3 separate regions of the Mus musculus genome follow, and regions 1 and 2 are each linked to region 3. Evidence: chromatin loops called from intact Hi-C (ENCODE). Cell type or tissue: gastrocnemius. All regions are shown on one strand.

Region 1 (5,000 bases), 190 kb before region 3:
AGCTGGGGGCCTTTTCAAGCCTGTCGCCTATCCCTGGATTCACCAAGTGGCTGCTGGGCCTCCTGAATGTGCAGGGGAAGGAGCATGGGAGGAACGAACTATTCACAGACTCAGAGTGCCAAGAAATCTCAGCGGTTACCGGCAACCCTGTTCACGAGAGCCTCAAGGGGTTCCTGAGCAGTGGTGAGTGGGTGAAGTCAGAGAAGCTGACGCAGGCGCTGCAGGGGCCACTAATGAGGCTGTGTGCCTGGTACCTGTACGGTGAGAAGCACCGAGGCTACGCCCTCAACCCAGTGGCCAACTTCCATCTGCAGAATGGGGCTGTGATGTGGCGTATCAACTGGATGGCTGACAGCAGCCTCAAAGGCCTCACCAGCTCATGCGGCCTCATGGTCAACTACCGCTACTACCTGGAGGAGACAGGCCCCAACAGTATCTCCTACCTGGGCTCCAAGAACATCAAAGCTTCCGAGCAGATCCTCAGCCTGGTAGCCCAGTTCCAGAACAACAGCAAACTCTAGGGACAGCCTTCCCAAAGCTTGGGCCCCTTCTTAGAAAGGAGGCTGTGTTCTGATGGGCCAGGCTTACTTACCACAGAATCCTTTTCAGGGAGGCCACAGCGGTGCTGTCCTCTGACCTCAGCAGGCACTCAGGAGGCCACACCTTGGCTGTCACTGTGGTGGCCCACTCACTGCTAGGAGGCGGTGGCGGACTGGGTGCTGGGGTTCCGGGGATCCCACTGTGCTGCTCCCCCACAGCCTGTGCCTTCAGAAAGCTCTACAGATGCCACCACAGGCCACCCAGGACACAGCCCAGAGCACAGACCTTTTGGAGTATGAAGAGCTGACAGTCATGTTCTCTCTATTTGGGAGAGGACTAAGATCTGTACTGTGGCTAATACCGCAGCTTAAAGCTCAGACTAGAGAGAGTTTGTGCCGTGCACAGGGTGTGTTTGGCACCTCAGGGATGCTGCTGCTGCTTGAGGCCAGAGTTGGCTTACAGGGTTTAAATGAGATCCCAGTTCATAATGAACTGAACGGTAAAGAACAGATTTGTTCTGTAAGCATTAAACATGATTGTTCACTGTACACCTTTAAGTCTACTTCACTGTGTACTTTTCTTCAAGATTAGCGTCCCAGCAAGGCTCAGCTCTGCTCTGATGTGTTTGTGGTGTCATGTTCCCCAGCCAGCCCACCAGGGACAGTGGATGAAATCATAGGTGCAGGATAAAGAGCAGGGGAGAGGTGGATGTGGCTGTGTGTGGTTATGTATGTGTGTGTGTATATATGTGTGTGTGGCTGTGTGTGTGGCTATGTGTGTATGTATATGTGGCAGTGTGTGTCTCCGCATGTCCACACAGCTGTGAGAAGGGCTTGGCTACACTTGGGTTGCATTGGCAGGTATGCTTGTGACCTGGAGCACATGTAGTAAGTATATCCGTGTGTGCATCCACATTTGTACACGCACATCTGTGAGCATATCACACATCAGCAGGAACAGTGCTACTCTCGGTTGGACATGCTTGTCCCCTGTCTTTCCTGATAGCATCTTCTAGAACTTCCCAGGGTGGCCTCCCTAGGTTGACTGGACTCTATGATCCCAGGCTCAACCCTGGCCTAGGTAGAAATGTCAACAGAAAACAGCTTTCACCTCAAAGGCGAGAATTAAAGACTGTTTATACTTGAGCCAGATGTGTCTATGGCCCAAGGGACATGGCCTCAGGTTGCCCTGAATACACCACCGCCCTGAAAGTGTTCGTATGTGAATTTATTATAGAGCTAAGTCATAAAGCAACTTGCCAAACACACTCCAGCAATGCAGGAAACCTGATGAGAGTGGTCCGGGTGCTGAAACCATTCTTGCCTTCTTGATCAGTGGGAACTGGTAGTTATAAAGCATTTAGGGCAAGACAACAACTCCAGGCACCGAGGTTATCAGAACCTGCGTCTAGGACCTACCTAATAGAATCTGCTCCCACACATTGTCCCCTGACCTCCACATATGTGTCAGAGCACACACACAAATAAAAAATGAAAATGTAATGATATTTCTTAATACATGTTAAAGGTTTGGATAGTCACAAGGTTACTAGGTCAAACCTAGGAACTGCATTGAACATGCTGCAGTCAGATTAAAGGCAAGGACGGTTTGCCTCTGATCTGCGATGTTCCAGCTTTCCACAGTCAGGAGGTGCTGTTGCTCCGCATTGTTAAGTCTTTAGCACTGTGTGGCTATCTTGGTTTAGCTTCAGCTTACAGAAACACTCAGCCAAAGAGCAGGCCCTGCTGCAGCGGGCCCTTGGGAGCAGCTGGGAGTGGGGCATCTTCTCTGCATCTGCTCTGCAGGGCACCCTCATGCTGCCTAACTACTGTCTGCATCAGCTTGCTGACCACCCTTCACAGTGTGTCCCTCGAGCCCTTCCACCGTGTCCTCAACCTGCCGCCAGCCCTCCAGTCACTGCCCAAACCTCAGCTTCCCTTTGGTGTGTATTCTTCCGACCTGTTCACATCCCACCATGGCCCTAACCTTAACCTTGGAGGGCCCCGGGTGGAGCTCTGGTCCTTACTGAGACCTGTCACAGGAAGCTCTTGCTGATTCTAAAGCACTTCTCAGTAATCACACTTCCCTTCTTGGTCACTGGGCCACTTCCCACATCTGCAGACATTTTGTGGTGGAAAATGTCCACTTCCATCCTGAGTGATGTTCCTGGCGTGCCCCCCACCCCAGGGCTTTAGGGGATCTAAATGAAATGAGGGTTGGTGGGAAGACGGGGATGGAATGAACACAGCCCCTGTGGTAGACAGCTCTGGCCCCTTCCCAGGCTACCTGATCATAGTAGGTGCTGTCCTCCTCACCGCCACCAGGTGGCACTGCTGCGACTCGAGTGCCTTCTCCAAAGGGTGCGTAGGAGTGGGGTTTGGTTAGGAGCTTCTCCCTCGCCGGCGAAAACCATCTACCCAGACCCACATCGGCCCACACAGACCAACTCCAGGTTTCCAGAACACTGAGCTAGTGAGAGGCACAGAGCTGGAGAGGGATTCGGAGCTGGGGAGGGCGTGGAGCTCACAGGGACCGCAGAACTGTGGAAGAACAGAAACTAGGGGTTCATAGAGCTAGGGATACAGAGCTGGGGACATGGAGCTGCCACTCTCCCTCCTCCCAAAGCTCCTTGGCTCTCCCAGCGCTGGTCGGCTTTCCCAACAGTGGCTCTCTACGGGTTCAGAGGGTCCCTCCCCTCTCCCTTCCGTGGATCTCATTCAGGTTGACTGAACTGATGTTCAGGCCTGATCCAGGATCACAGACCCAAATCCAAACGCACTGGTGGCCAGGTGCCTGGCATCAGCCTTGGGTAGTCACTGTTAGAGTTTTCACATCACCTCTGAGCGTAAGGATTAAGTATTTCATGTCCTTGAATGTAATCCAAGACTGAAAACCAGGTGACTGAAAGCAATGGTATTAATAAGTTCTTGTTGCTTTTTCTCTCAGAAAAGGGTGAGGGGATAGAAAATTTGGCTCCATGGCTAAAGTGCCTGCCATGTAGACATGTGGACCTGAATTTGGACCCCCATGGCCCACATAAAAGTGAGGCCTGATGACACACACCTATAACCCTAGCACTGGGCAGGCAGAGACCCCAGGATTCCCTGTAGCTCACCAGTCAGCTGCCTATCCAGTCAGTAAGTTCAGAGAGACCTCAGAAGATAAGGTGGAGGGACAGTGAAAGATGCTCGTCAGCTTCTGGCCGCCACATGCACACATGATGTGTCACTGCACAGCTACAAGGGCAGCGTGAGTACACGCATTAGAAAACATACGAAGCATCGCACCAAGGTTGGCCAAGCCTGAGCAGCTCCCGCATTTTACAGTTTGTGAAACAAAGGCTAAAGCCAAGGTCGTGCTGCTGCCAACCGAGGCAGACCCCCGAGTGCTTCTGAGCAGGAGGCTTGGAGTGAATCCTAGGCTGGCTCAAGAGGAAATACACCTATGGCCAGCAGGACCCTTGGCAGAAGCCCAGAAGATACAGAGCAGAGCAGGGTGTCCCAGCTGTGTGCCTATGCTTTATCTCAGCCAGAGCTCACTGGCCTCCAAGGAGCCTTTGGACAAAGCCATGTCCACTATCTGTGAATCTTGCAACCTGTGGATATACGTCACAGTGCAGCCCAGGTTTGCAGCTTTGTGGTTTTAAGGGAGAGAGACTAGAATGTATTTTATTTGAATTCTGCCGTGGGTCCTGTTGCATTAATTTTCCAGGGAATCTTTTGTTTTGTTTTGTTTTGTTTTGAATAGATCAGGAGCAAGACTTTTCAGAGCGATTCATATCTTCCATTTGCTTCCGTGATTGGTGTGCTTTGTCCTTTATGTATTTTTCCATCTATGCATGTGTGGGGACACTCAGATGCCATGGCATTTGTGAGGTCAGAGGACAACTTGCAGAAGTCACTTGTCTCCTTCTATGTGGCTCCCAGGGATAGAAACCAGGCGGCGAGCCTCGGCTGAGCCATCCTGTGAGCCCTGATCTGCTTGCTTGCTGCCTACCCTTCTATGCACATTTTCCAGCACATCCTAGCTGGGCCATGACCTCACCTACAGGAGAAATTTGTAGGAAGAAACATTACTTTTAACCTATTTAATGTCAGTTAGCCAGCGACAGGCTTCTATCAACTTGCGGTCAGTGTTCTTGAACGGTTTAACCTTGCTCTTTGAAATGTCCAATAGCTTTTGTGATAGAAAGAGCCCGTCTTTCCTGTGCTAGCCTTCCAATAAAATAGAGCTCAGATGCAGCTGGTCCTTCAATAACATCTAGAGCAGATGTTCATGTATTCCACATGAGATCTATCTATCTTGTATGCATACAAGAGCAGAGGTCATCCAGCTTAATATTCTTATCCTATGCGTGGTGTGAAACCTAGAGCTGCGTGGGCTGGATAGCCAAAGTAGTACTTGGTGTGGGGGTGAATGGGTTGTCTTCATCTTGATCTTCCCCAGGGAAGAACTAGTGA
Region 2 (5,000 bases), 85 kb before region 3:
AGCTGGGCCAATTGGGTTAAAGGAATTTTTTTTTAAAGATTTATTATTTTATTTATATGAGTACACTGTAGCTCTCTTCAGACACACCAGAAGAGGGCATCAGATCTCATTACGGATGGTTGTGAGCCACCATGTGGTTGCTGGGAATTGAACACAGGACCTCTGGAAGAGCAGTCGGTGCTCTTAACCACTGAGCCATCTCTCCAGCCCAGGACTTTGTACTAAGCAAGTGACAGTGCCTCATGCCTGTCACAGTCAGTTGGGAAAATAGAGATGGGATTCTAAGGTCTGTAGAGGTTTGTGTATCCTGAGTGTTAACCTTCAGGTATATGCAGAAATATTCCAGCAATCACAGTACCTGTTTATTCTCCAGCTTCTGGCCAGTATCATTCCAGGGACAACGGAAAGAGGGCTGTGTACACAAATCTTCAAGCTCATGAACGTCTTATTCTGGTCATGCTGGGGATTGAACTCAGGGCCTCGCATGTCTGAGGCAAACTGCTGTGCCACTGAGCTACAGTCGCAGTCCTCCTATGTGTTCTTTTCTTACCCTTCTGTCTGTGACTGTCATCCAAGCAGTTGGAGTCTCCATACAGCACGATCCGGCCTCCACCTTCAGATGGAATCTGATAAAGCCCCAAAATGGGAACATTTTCCACAACTGCTGTCTCTTGTTTTAAGACCTCCAATCCTGCAGTAAACAATGAGAAGAGCACTGAGTTCTCATGAGGAAATTACTGATTTTCTAGTTGCCACTTAACTGGAAACTGACCTGCCTAAGACTAGCAAAATACAACAGTCAATCAGAACTGTACAAATCCTTAGAACAGGGAAGCAGTATTTTCAGCATTACTAATTTCCATTTTAACAAAATCCAACTCTCACAAAACTGTATTTACAGGAGTAGGACAAGCGTAGTTAACTTTTAAAATGTGTGCCCATCCACATGCCATTTAGATATAAGATGTAAGCACAGGCATTAGCAATAGAACCCCTAAAGTGCCAAGCAGACAGCACACCTTGAAATGCTCGATGAATCGAGATGTAAAAAGGTATTAGTGCCCTGGGCAGTGCTAACAGCGGAGTCACACTGTTTAAGCTAAGGTGCCTTAGCACGAGGGGCCATACAGCCTGAGAATCCAGGAGTGTGCCTGCACATCAGCTCTGAAATGCCTAACCTCTCTGTGGAACAGGAGAGTTAACACGGCAGTAGCCCCACAGCTAGACAAGAGTTTTGATACTTGGTTATCTTTTCTCTCTATCTTGTTCTGTTTGGTGATAGTGGGGCTTGAACCTAGGACTAGCTAAGCACACTGCCACTGAACTGCAGCCCCACCCCTGTCCTGCCTGTCTCTCACACAGGCAGGCATCAAGCTTGTGTTCTCCTGTCCCAGCTGTCTGGAGAGTTAGCACGACAAGCCTCGCTGAGCTTTGAAAGTGAGGTCTTTTCTGCTCTAGCGTAACAAGCCCCACAGTGTCCCACCTCACATCCAAAGACGTCCAGGTTTACGTCAAGCAGTCAACGTTTAGATGGCACGACACACAAGATAAAGTATGCATTATTAACTCTGCTTTTGCTACCCCCTTCTCCAAATTACTGAACTGCAGGGGGCAACAAGCAAGCTAGGAGGCCATGGCTCTTAGCCCTGGAAGTGGCAAGCCTGAGATAACAGCATTTAGAAAGGACTAATTTACAGTGAGGGGGGCCAGGAGCTGAGAAGATAAAATTGCCATGTGCTTGAAGAGGCCTCACACAGTTACACTGAGAAATCTACTGTCACATTTTCAATTGTTTTGTAAAAGTGTCTCTCAGTTACAGAAAAATAACCATCTTGATTGATGGTGGTGTGGCTGGTCGCTCTGAAGCCAGGCCATCGGTTTTCAGGAGGAAATGGTCCCACCAGCACATGGTCACCACAGGCTATCTTGTTAGTCTCTTAGAACTTAGCAGAGATATGAGATATGGCTGACAGCTCAGAATCCCAGCTCTGGAGTGACAGTCACAGGAAGAGCTTCCTGTGGTCCAGTCCCACTGCCCTGCACATAACTTTAAAAACCAGAGGCTGTATAGTTTGTTCCCGCTTCTCCCAACTCAGCAGGTCTGGGGACTAAGTGGACTATTTATGGTGAGTTCACCTTCTCAGCCTATACTGGGGCCTGGCCTGGCTTGAGGGATGTTTGCTGTGGGTAAATACAGACAATCAGAAATGCCTCTTGAAAGGGAAGATGGTGTCTTACTCTTTGAATTTTCATCAGGCTAAGAACTCTCAAAATCATTGAGACTATGCCACAGCAGTATGCCTAGCACAGAAGAACCCTTTGACTGTGACTAAGACCATTTTGAGCCCCATCCTGGAGAACTCCCCCTCTTTGGGTAGACTATACACTTATATTCAAATTTTCAGCAAGAATTCGTCTTGCTCATTTGGGATTCCCCCAGAATCCATGCCACAGTCAGTACTATACAAATAATACTGCAGTGAGTTTTACCAGGAACCAGAGAGGATGGAAGGGAAGGCCCATACTGCTAATGGCACTCCTAATGCCACAAAATACACACTGGGAACATAGCAGACACTGCTAAAGCCACACTTAGGAGAAAGTACAGCAGGTAGGGCATATGGGGAGCTGGAGAGGGAGGGGAAGGGCACCAGGCCTGTGAGCAGCAGCACCCTTCCTTTACCTTGGTCCTTGAAAGTCTGTGTGATCACGACGCCATCTTCTGGAAACTTGGCGATGCTGCACCCCGACGCATAGTACACTGGAAGACAGACAGGTGCTCAGCATTAAGGGGTGGAGACGTCCAACACCTGCCTCACTGACCCAACATGCATCTCACACAGGGTCTACACCACTCACTCACGTTTGGACAGTCTTTAACCTGAAGAGACAAACTGCTATTGCCTGTTACATATCAACTACAAGTAATCCTTTCAAACTTCAAGGGAAAAGTGCTAGTAGCATGCGGTTTCTGAAGAAAAAATTTAAAGTACATAAATAAACTTTTTTTGTTTGTTGAAAAGAGTTTCATTATATATCCCAGAGTGGCGTCAAACACCTGTCAGGCTTTGCCTCCCGAGTGCTAGGATTATATGGTCAGTTTATGTTGTGCTAAGGATGGAACTCAGGGCTTTGTGCATGCTAAGTAAATACTTTATCAACTGAGTCACATGTCCAGTTCATTTTTCTACAGTGATGCGAACTGAAGCTAAGTTCTTGCACATGCAAGACAGGTAACTACAGAGGTACAGCCCCGGTCCCTAGTGTGCTATTTAAAATCACTGTAGGTCTTTCTGCACTGCAGCTAACTTTTGAATCCCATCTCTCTGAAACCTAGACTTAAGCATGTAGCCCACACCCTCATCCTTTTGCCACTTGTATGCCTCTACACACAGACATAAAACCTTACTGTCATGGTTTGCCAGGACAAACTCCCCTTCATATAGGCCGTCACTGAACCCCATGTTCCACACAGACAGCAGCTCATTCAGAGCTGGGATGTTCGCTCCTCCGGTGTCTGGCATCCACCACTGCCTATAAAAGTGGCAGAAGGCACAGAGAAGGCAAGAATTAAAATCCTCACATACTTTTCCTCTTTCCTTGACAAAATCCAGTCCACACATACATATAAAAGTGTCAACTTAAACAAGCCGTTTGGTTTGAGAAATATGTAAGCTTACTACTCCAGCCAACTGTCTGCCTCTACACACAGACACACTGAACTTTTCTTTTATGAAATGAAAACTGGCATTTCACTGGCATGCAGTCCAGACAGGCCTAGTCTGGATCTAGGCGGACCAGTGAAGCAGAAGTGAGAAAGGAGGCAAATACGCTAAAGGAAATCCACAACATAAGACGACATTTACAGCGGCACTCCAGCACCCAGCGCCACAGGTCTTAGGTGCACATGAACTTTCTTATGTTTGGTATGAAGGACACAGGACAGAACAGCATGCGACAGAGAGTGAAGAACAGGTGTCTGTGCTCAGGAAGGGAGGACACTGACCCCTTAGTGAGCACTGAGTCTAGAAACCTGTCTCTCTACCAGGAGCTTCTTGTACGGAGAAAAGAGCTTTCTCCACGATCTAGAAAGACAAACCCAAGCTAGGACAGTCACACAATAGCCTGCTGGGGAGCTGTGACACCATACTGCTATGCAAGCGTACCTGGTGTTTTCATCATAAAACTTCACTTTTCTCATAACAGAAGTGTTGTACCAGTCACTGAAGATGACGAGGGAAAGGCCATTGTCCACATCCCTCCTCAGCTTAGCAATCTCCTCAGGGAAGTACTCTTCCTCACTGTCCACCAGCAGCAAAGTGCCTGAGGGAAGCAATGCCACACTCTGATAACTGTCACTCCTAAGTGGCAGAAAACAATTCCACAGTGCCATCTCTCACCAGTGTCCTGCCTCTAGGAGTCTGGCTGGTGCCAGCCTGCACCACTACAGAAGGAGGTAAGCAAGCCACAAGGACCAGCTAACTGTGTCTTTGGCTTTTATATTTGCTCAATATAATATTTTGCATTTACTTTGGAAAAAAGTAGTATATATATATATATATATATATATATACACACACACAGTATTTTTTAAAAACAAAACAAAACAAAAACGGTTGGGCCAGCAAGATAGCTTAGCATATAGTTCCTTCTACCAAACCTGATTTCACTCAGGATCCATAAACGTGCGTGCGCACACCCCCCCCCCCAATCTCTGCCCACAATCAGCTCTATAGTCAGCTGAGCATTCCGACCACTAGTGAGTATGAACACCATGGGAGCCTTGCTCTGCACCTCCGCTTTGACACGGGGACTCCACGCTGCCGTTACTGGCCTATCAGTGGTCATCACGGGAACACTCAAGACCTGGCCAGCAGGGCTGCTGCTCACCATACTGTGTGGCGTCAAAACATGTGAATGGGGCGCCGAGCACCTCCACGAAGTAGCCCATGCTGCGCAGATGCTGGTACATGTCCCTGAAGTTGGTGTGGACGTGGTCG
Region 3 (5,000 bases):
AGGCGGAATTTAGCATCCTTATCCTTTCTGTTCCTCTCAAGGTGCTTTCGGACAGCAACAGCTTTCTTAATCAAATGGTAGAGATCCTCGGGGAGGTCAGGGGCAAGGCCTTTGGACTTGAGGATTCTCAAGATTTTATTTCCAGTCACAAAACGGACCTGGGCCACCCCGTGTGAGTCCCTCAGGATTACACCTATCTGGGAGGGAGTCAGGCCTTTCTTGGGCAATTTGTAAATCTTTTCCTTCACGTCGTCAGACGTCAACTTCAGCCACGTGGGGACGCTACGGCGGTAGGGCAGCGCCGACTGGGACAGGCCCTTCCCGGGAGCGTGCATGCGACCCATGATGGTGGAGGTCTGGCAGCCCACGCCTAAGGTTTACCAATGACCAATCTGCTTTTCCCTTACGCTGCCGGGGATTTTGTGAACTCATGGCTCAGGACTGTGTGGGGCTGGAAAAGCCACTATGACGAAAACCTGGTCAGTGTCCCAGGTCCTTCCACATCTCACGGCAGGCCAGTCCATGGCTGCTCTCTCATTGGCTACTTGCCCCCAGGGTTGGTGTCCGCCGAGGTCCTGAAGCAGCTTCTTCGCGCTGACTATAGTCATCTTTTTCGAGTAGCCCTGCAGGGAAGGGCTGTCAGGTTGGTACCCTTGGGTCTCACCAGGGAGGCGGCTGACCATCCACCCGGTGGTGGCGGCTCCTTACCCGGTTCCCCTCCAATCTGAAGTTCTCCAGCATGAGTCTCCCCAGGGGTGCGAAGGCTATGTCCCCATGGTCCCACAGGAAGCGGCTGAGCTGGAGGGAACAGCTGTGTGAGTCAGCATAGCACAGGCGCTGAGAACCAGTCTCACCCAGGGACACTTACCTGCTCAGTGACATCCAGCACAGCCTGAGACTGGTACTGGTAGCAGTGACCTCCCCGGAAAAGGAAGTCCTGAGCTGTCACACCAGGGTCCCAGGGATCTAAGGGGAGAAGGAGATCAGAGAAGAACCTGAGAAGGAATGGGGACAGGATACCCCTGGAGGTCTGAGGTTCCCCTTGTGCGTGTGATGGCTGAGGTCCTTGGAGGGGGCCCAAAAGGAGAGAGACTCTTACCAGGATCAGGAGGCATCAGGAGGGGGAGGGGTCCTGGCGTCGATGGCTCCCACAGTAGGTTCTTGGCAAAGGACAAGGTCGGATCCTAGGGAAACGGGGCAGCAATAACATGACAGGTGTGCAATCCCTGCCAATTAACTAACTCAGTCCTCGGGACAAATGTGAAAAGGTGGTCACTTCGCTAATGAGGAACCCTGAAGCATGAGGCTGCCGCCCTAGGTGACAGAAGCAACAAACAGGCATGGACTTGAACCCAGGCAACCGACTCCAGAGTCTGAACTGAATTCTAAACTTCATTCACAGCAGCTTTCAAAGGAAGCGCCTAAGTCATGACTGCCTACCCACAACCCAATGAGCTCCAACTTCCTCAGCTATCTCCTCTGAGTCCTGCCATTCAGTGGGCACCCTTGTCCCAAGGACCAAGAACTCCCCTCCCCCAACACCCTCTCTTTGACATGCTCTCCTCAATGTACTCAATACAAGGCTGCTAGAGATGGACCTCCCAAGAGCAGAAATCCTGCCCCTGGCATTCCACTAATTCAGGCAAGTCAAGGCCACACTATAAAAGGTCTGCCCGTTGGTGTACAGTCTCTCACCATAACTGGAAGTCCCTTAGGTGGGGTTGCCTGACTTCCTCATGCTGGGCTCCTGGGCCTGTAAGGACCCCAACACATAAACACCTGCTGAACCCAGGGAGAGGGAGCGAGGAAAGAGGAGCCACAGCCTCTGTTGAGAGACACTGTCTGGACAGCAGGGCAACCGGTGCGCAGCTCAAGTAGCAGCTGCCTAGACCTCTTTTCCCAATAAGTGAGCAAGGAGGAGGAACAGACCAAGGAAAGGACCCTATTTCCATCCTCACCTTGCAGTTCTGTGGCTGGGACCCTGGCAGGGTCAGTGCATCTCTCCAGCTGCACATGAAGGACAGGTCAGGGCCATCAGTCATGCCAAGTGGACCGGCCTTAAACAATGAAGGGCGCAGGGTGCCAGGGAAGTCCATCCTGGAGAGAATGTATCTAACGTTACACACGCCTTCATTAGGAGTCTCAACAGTGCACCAGGGTTCTCAGAACACAGTAGGGGAGACCACTACAAGGTAGCAGATAAAGACCAGACTATGCCTAATGCCAGCGCGTCAGCAGGGCTGCCCAAGGACTGCTCACTCTCTTGAGGGCAGCCAGACAGATATCTCTGCTCACACCTTGGAAGAGGGGCTGGGGAGAAAGTGATCGCAAAAGGCCTCGTGGCAGGTAAAGTGCCAAAGAGATAAGCAACCACAGAATATACAAAGGGGAGAGTGTGGAGGACCAAGTGATGCCGATGAAGGCTGAGCGTTCATCAACGCGCTGCGCATGACAGTAGCAGGCTGACTTTCTTCCACCCCTCTGTGGACATGGGCTGCGTACTATTCCTGCTTCCCCACTGCCAAACACAGGCTTCTCCGAAAATGCCCGTGGGCTGAATAAATGCAGGAACTCTTTAGAAGCAGTAACTGTCAAGTCAGCCCTCATTTTTAGTAAAAATTAAATCTAACATCCGCAATAAGAGCACCAGCAGAGCACTAGTACCCGCTGGACAAGACGTGAAGGCGCTGAATTTAGAGTCTGAACTGAAAACCGGTGTGTAGTAACCACAAGTGTTCCCGGACCGCCCTCCCTCGTGGCCAGCATCTAGGACGAGCCTCAGCGCTGTAATCGACCAGTCTCTATAGCCACGTGGTCTGCCACGTGCTCTCAGCATTCCCGCAACAGCCTCACCTGACCCCGGGGCCGCAAAGGAGCCAGAGTGCCGAACCTCAACGCCGCCACCCACAACTGTTGGAGCAGACTAAACTGTTTTCCGGATCAGGCCGGAAGTTCGCCCGAGAAACAGGAAGTCCCGCCCCCAGATCATCTAACCGAGTCCTCCAGCGCCACCTGCAGAGCTGAGGGCCAATATGCATGGTCGTGGCGCCTAAGCTATGAAATTTCCATCCTATTTCACAAAAGTGTTGAGAAGCTTGAATTGATCCTCTCAACGAACAAGTGAGCACCTCCGATGAGCCACGCACTGTATTTATTACCCACAAGTCCTAGAATCCGCTTCATAGACACCTCTGGGTGCATGTGTGGCTTTAACAGGGGCCAGGAGGGAATATTAGCTTGTCATTCTCAAGCTAATATTCCTTGTGTGTGCACCTGCGAGTTTTGGGGGATCTGTTCAAACTCGCTCGCATGCAGCGAGTCCTGGGCTCTGCCTGTAAGTTGCCTTGGTCCTGACACTATCGCGTAAAACTTAGGACGCGTGGCTCTGCTGACCACTTGCTTTCCATCGCCTGGAGGCTAAGAATATCTTCAGATAGAATCGAGACAAGGAACAGATTCTCCTGCGTCACTGCAACCTACCTACATGACATTCCCGCCAATGTGTTTGACGACTTCTTTGGGTTTGACTTTCCTTTGTCCTGTAATTATCAGAACTTCATAAATCGGTCTTCATGGTGGAGCAAGTTATTCAGGGAGAAAAATCTGTGTTCCTGAGTTTATTAAGGGATCTCTAAAGGAACAGAACTGATTGAATGAGTATGGAATAGAGGAGATTTTATTAGACCGGCTTACAGGCTGTGATCTGCGTAGTTCAATAATAGCTGTCTTATGACAGAAATGGCAAGGAGAATTTGGTACTGTTCCGTCCACGAGGCTGGTTGTCTCAGCAGTTCTGATCTGGTGCTGTAGTCCTGGGCCATTCCTAAAGAGCCGCCGAGCTTCAGTCTCTGTTGGAATCCTAAAGAAATTGATTTGAATACTGAAAGGAAAACTTCAGCAATGCCATAAAATAAATGGTTTTGCCGGTGAGGGTGAGGTCCAGCAGGCACAAATCATGGTTTCTTTTTCCATTTCTTTTATCTGGGCTGCCACCAGAAGGTGATTTAGGATGGCTCTTCCTCCTTCAAATAATCTGATTAAGAAAATCCCTCACAGGGCTGGAGAGATGGCTCAGCGGTTAAGAGCACTGACAGCTCTTCCCAAAGTCCTGAGTTCAAATTCCAGCAACCACATGGTGGCTCACAACCATCTGTAATGGGGTTTGATGCCCTCTACTGGTGCCTCTGAAGACAGCTACAGTGTACTTGCATATAATAAATAAATAAATAATTTTTTTTAAACTTCCTCACAAGTGTGCCCAGCAGTTTGGGTCCCAGTTAATTTCAAATATTCAGTTGACCACCAAAACTAGCCATCATATGGGGGCATGCTCGTTGGTGTCTATTTGGCTCATGCATAACTTTATTACTATTATTATTTTATTGATTTTTTTTTTTGAGACAGGGTTTCTCTATGTGTAGCCCTGGTTGTCCTGGAGTTTGCTCTGTAAAGCAAGTTGGTTTCAAACTCAGAGATCTACCTGTCTCTGCCTCCTGATAATGGGATTAAAGGTGTGTACCCCCATGTCTGACTGTCAGCTGCCTTCTCTGTAAGATGAGGGCTGTGTTTGAGTCAACCTCTTTCCCATTGCTGGGTAATACAGGAATTCCCTGCTTATGGCTTTAGCACCACTGTCTAGCTAGAAATGCACCATTATCCCTGTATCTTGATATCAAGGTACATCAGGGGCTACCTAGAGGTATGTTAAAGCAGTTTGCTGAGCAGTTGGGTGTGGTAACACACATCTTTAATCCCACCCTCAAGAGACACAGAAACAGGCAGATCTCTGTGAGTTTGAGGCCAGCCTGGTCTACAGAGCAAGTTCCAGGACAGCCAGGGCTGTTACACAGAGAAACTCTGTCTCAAAACACAAAAACAAAAACAAAATAAAAAACAGTTTGCCGGGCTGAGTGTCTAATTTAGTGGGTCTGGGGTAACACTGCTGACCCATAGCCCACATAAATGAGAAACACTGCTTTAAAGGATCAATTTGTGTGGGG

What was found. Hi-C counts contacts between places; a loop is a spot of excess contacts. Peaks named below come from ENCODE experiments on the same cell type or tissue, not always from the same donor. Only the 100,000 strongest peaks of a DNase experiment are listed, where the experiment ranks them.
Region 1: it touches region 3 in a loop (3-fold over the local background); 15 of 42 quality-filtered maps call a loop at or near these places.
Region 2: a loop joins it to region 3, with 2.2 times the contacts of the local background. A loop is called at or near these places in 7 of 42 quality-filtered maps.

Annotation. Positions count from the first base shown.
Region 1 is chr8:119,410,001-119,415,000 of GRCm38, forward strand. It overlaps Mlycd (malonyl-CoA decarboxylase), which reads left to right. Exons shown (of 5, transcript NM_019966.3): 5 at 1-1,102. The coding sequence ends at 521. Among named protein-coding and RNA genes, the nearest start is that of Gm46053, 5.0 kb to the left of the region's middle. In gastrocnemius, a CTCF peak has its summit at 2,855 (motif pointing right); a DNase peak (open chromatin) is centred at 2,858; H3K4me3 peaks cover 261 bases; H3K27ac peaks cover 619 bases.
Region 2 is chr8:119,517,589-119,522,588 of GRCm38, forward strand. Mbtps1 (membrane-bound transcription factor peptidase, site 1) reads right to left here. Exons shown (of 23, transcript NM_001167910.1): 15 at 4,891-5,000; 16 at 4,167-4,323; 17 at 3,410-3,534; 18 at 2,684-2,761; 19 at 551-691. Among named protein-coding and RNA genes, the nearest start is that of Slc38a8, 18 kb to the left of the region's middle. In gastrocnemius, a CTCF peak has its summit at 2,729 (motif pointing left); a DNase peak (open chromatin) is centred at 2,712.
Region 3 is chr8:119,602,282-119,607,281 of GRCm38, forward strand. Taf1c (TATA-box binding protein associated factor, RNA polymerase I, C) reads right to left here and starts at 2,925. Exons shown (of 15, transcript NM_021441.3): 1 at 2,854-2,925; 2 at 1,959-2,097; 3 at 1,100-1,184; 4 at 869-966; 5 at 709-798; 6 at 550-623. The coding sequence starts at 2,096. It also overlaps the pseudogene Rps13-ps4. In gastrocnemius, CTCF peaks have their summits at 3,022 (motif pointing left) and 4,189 (motif pointing left); DNase peaks (open chromatin) are centred at 1,118, 2,482 and 2,964; H3K4me3 peaks cover 1,798 bases; H3K27ac peaks cover 2,403 bases.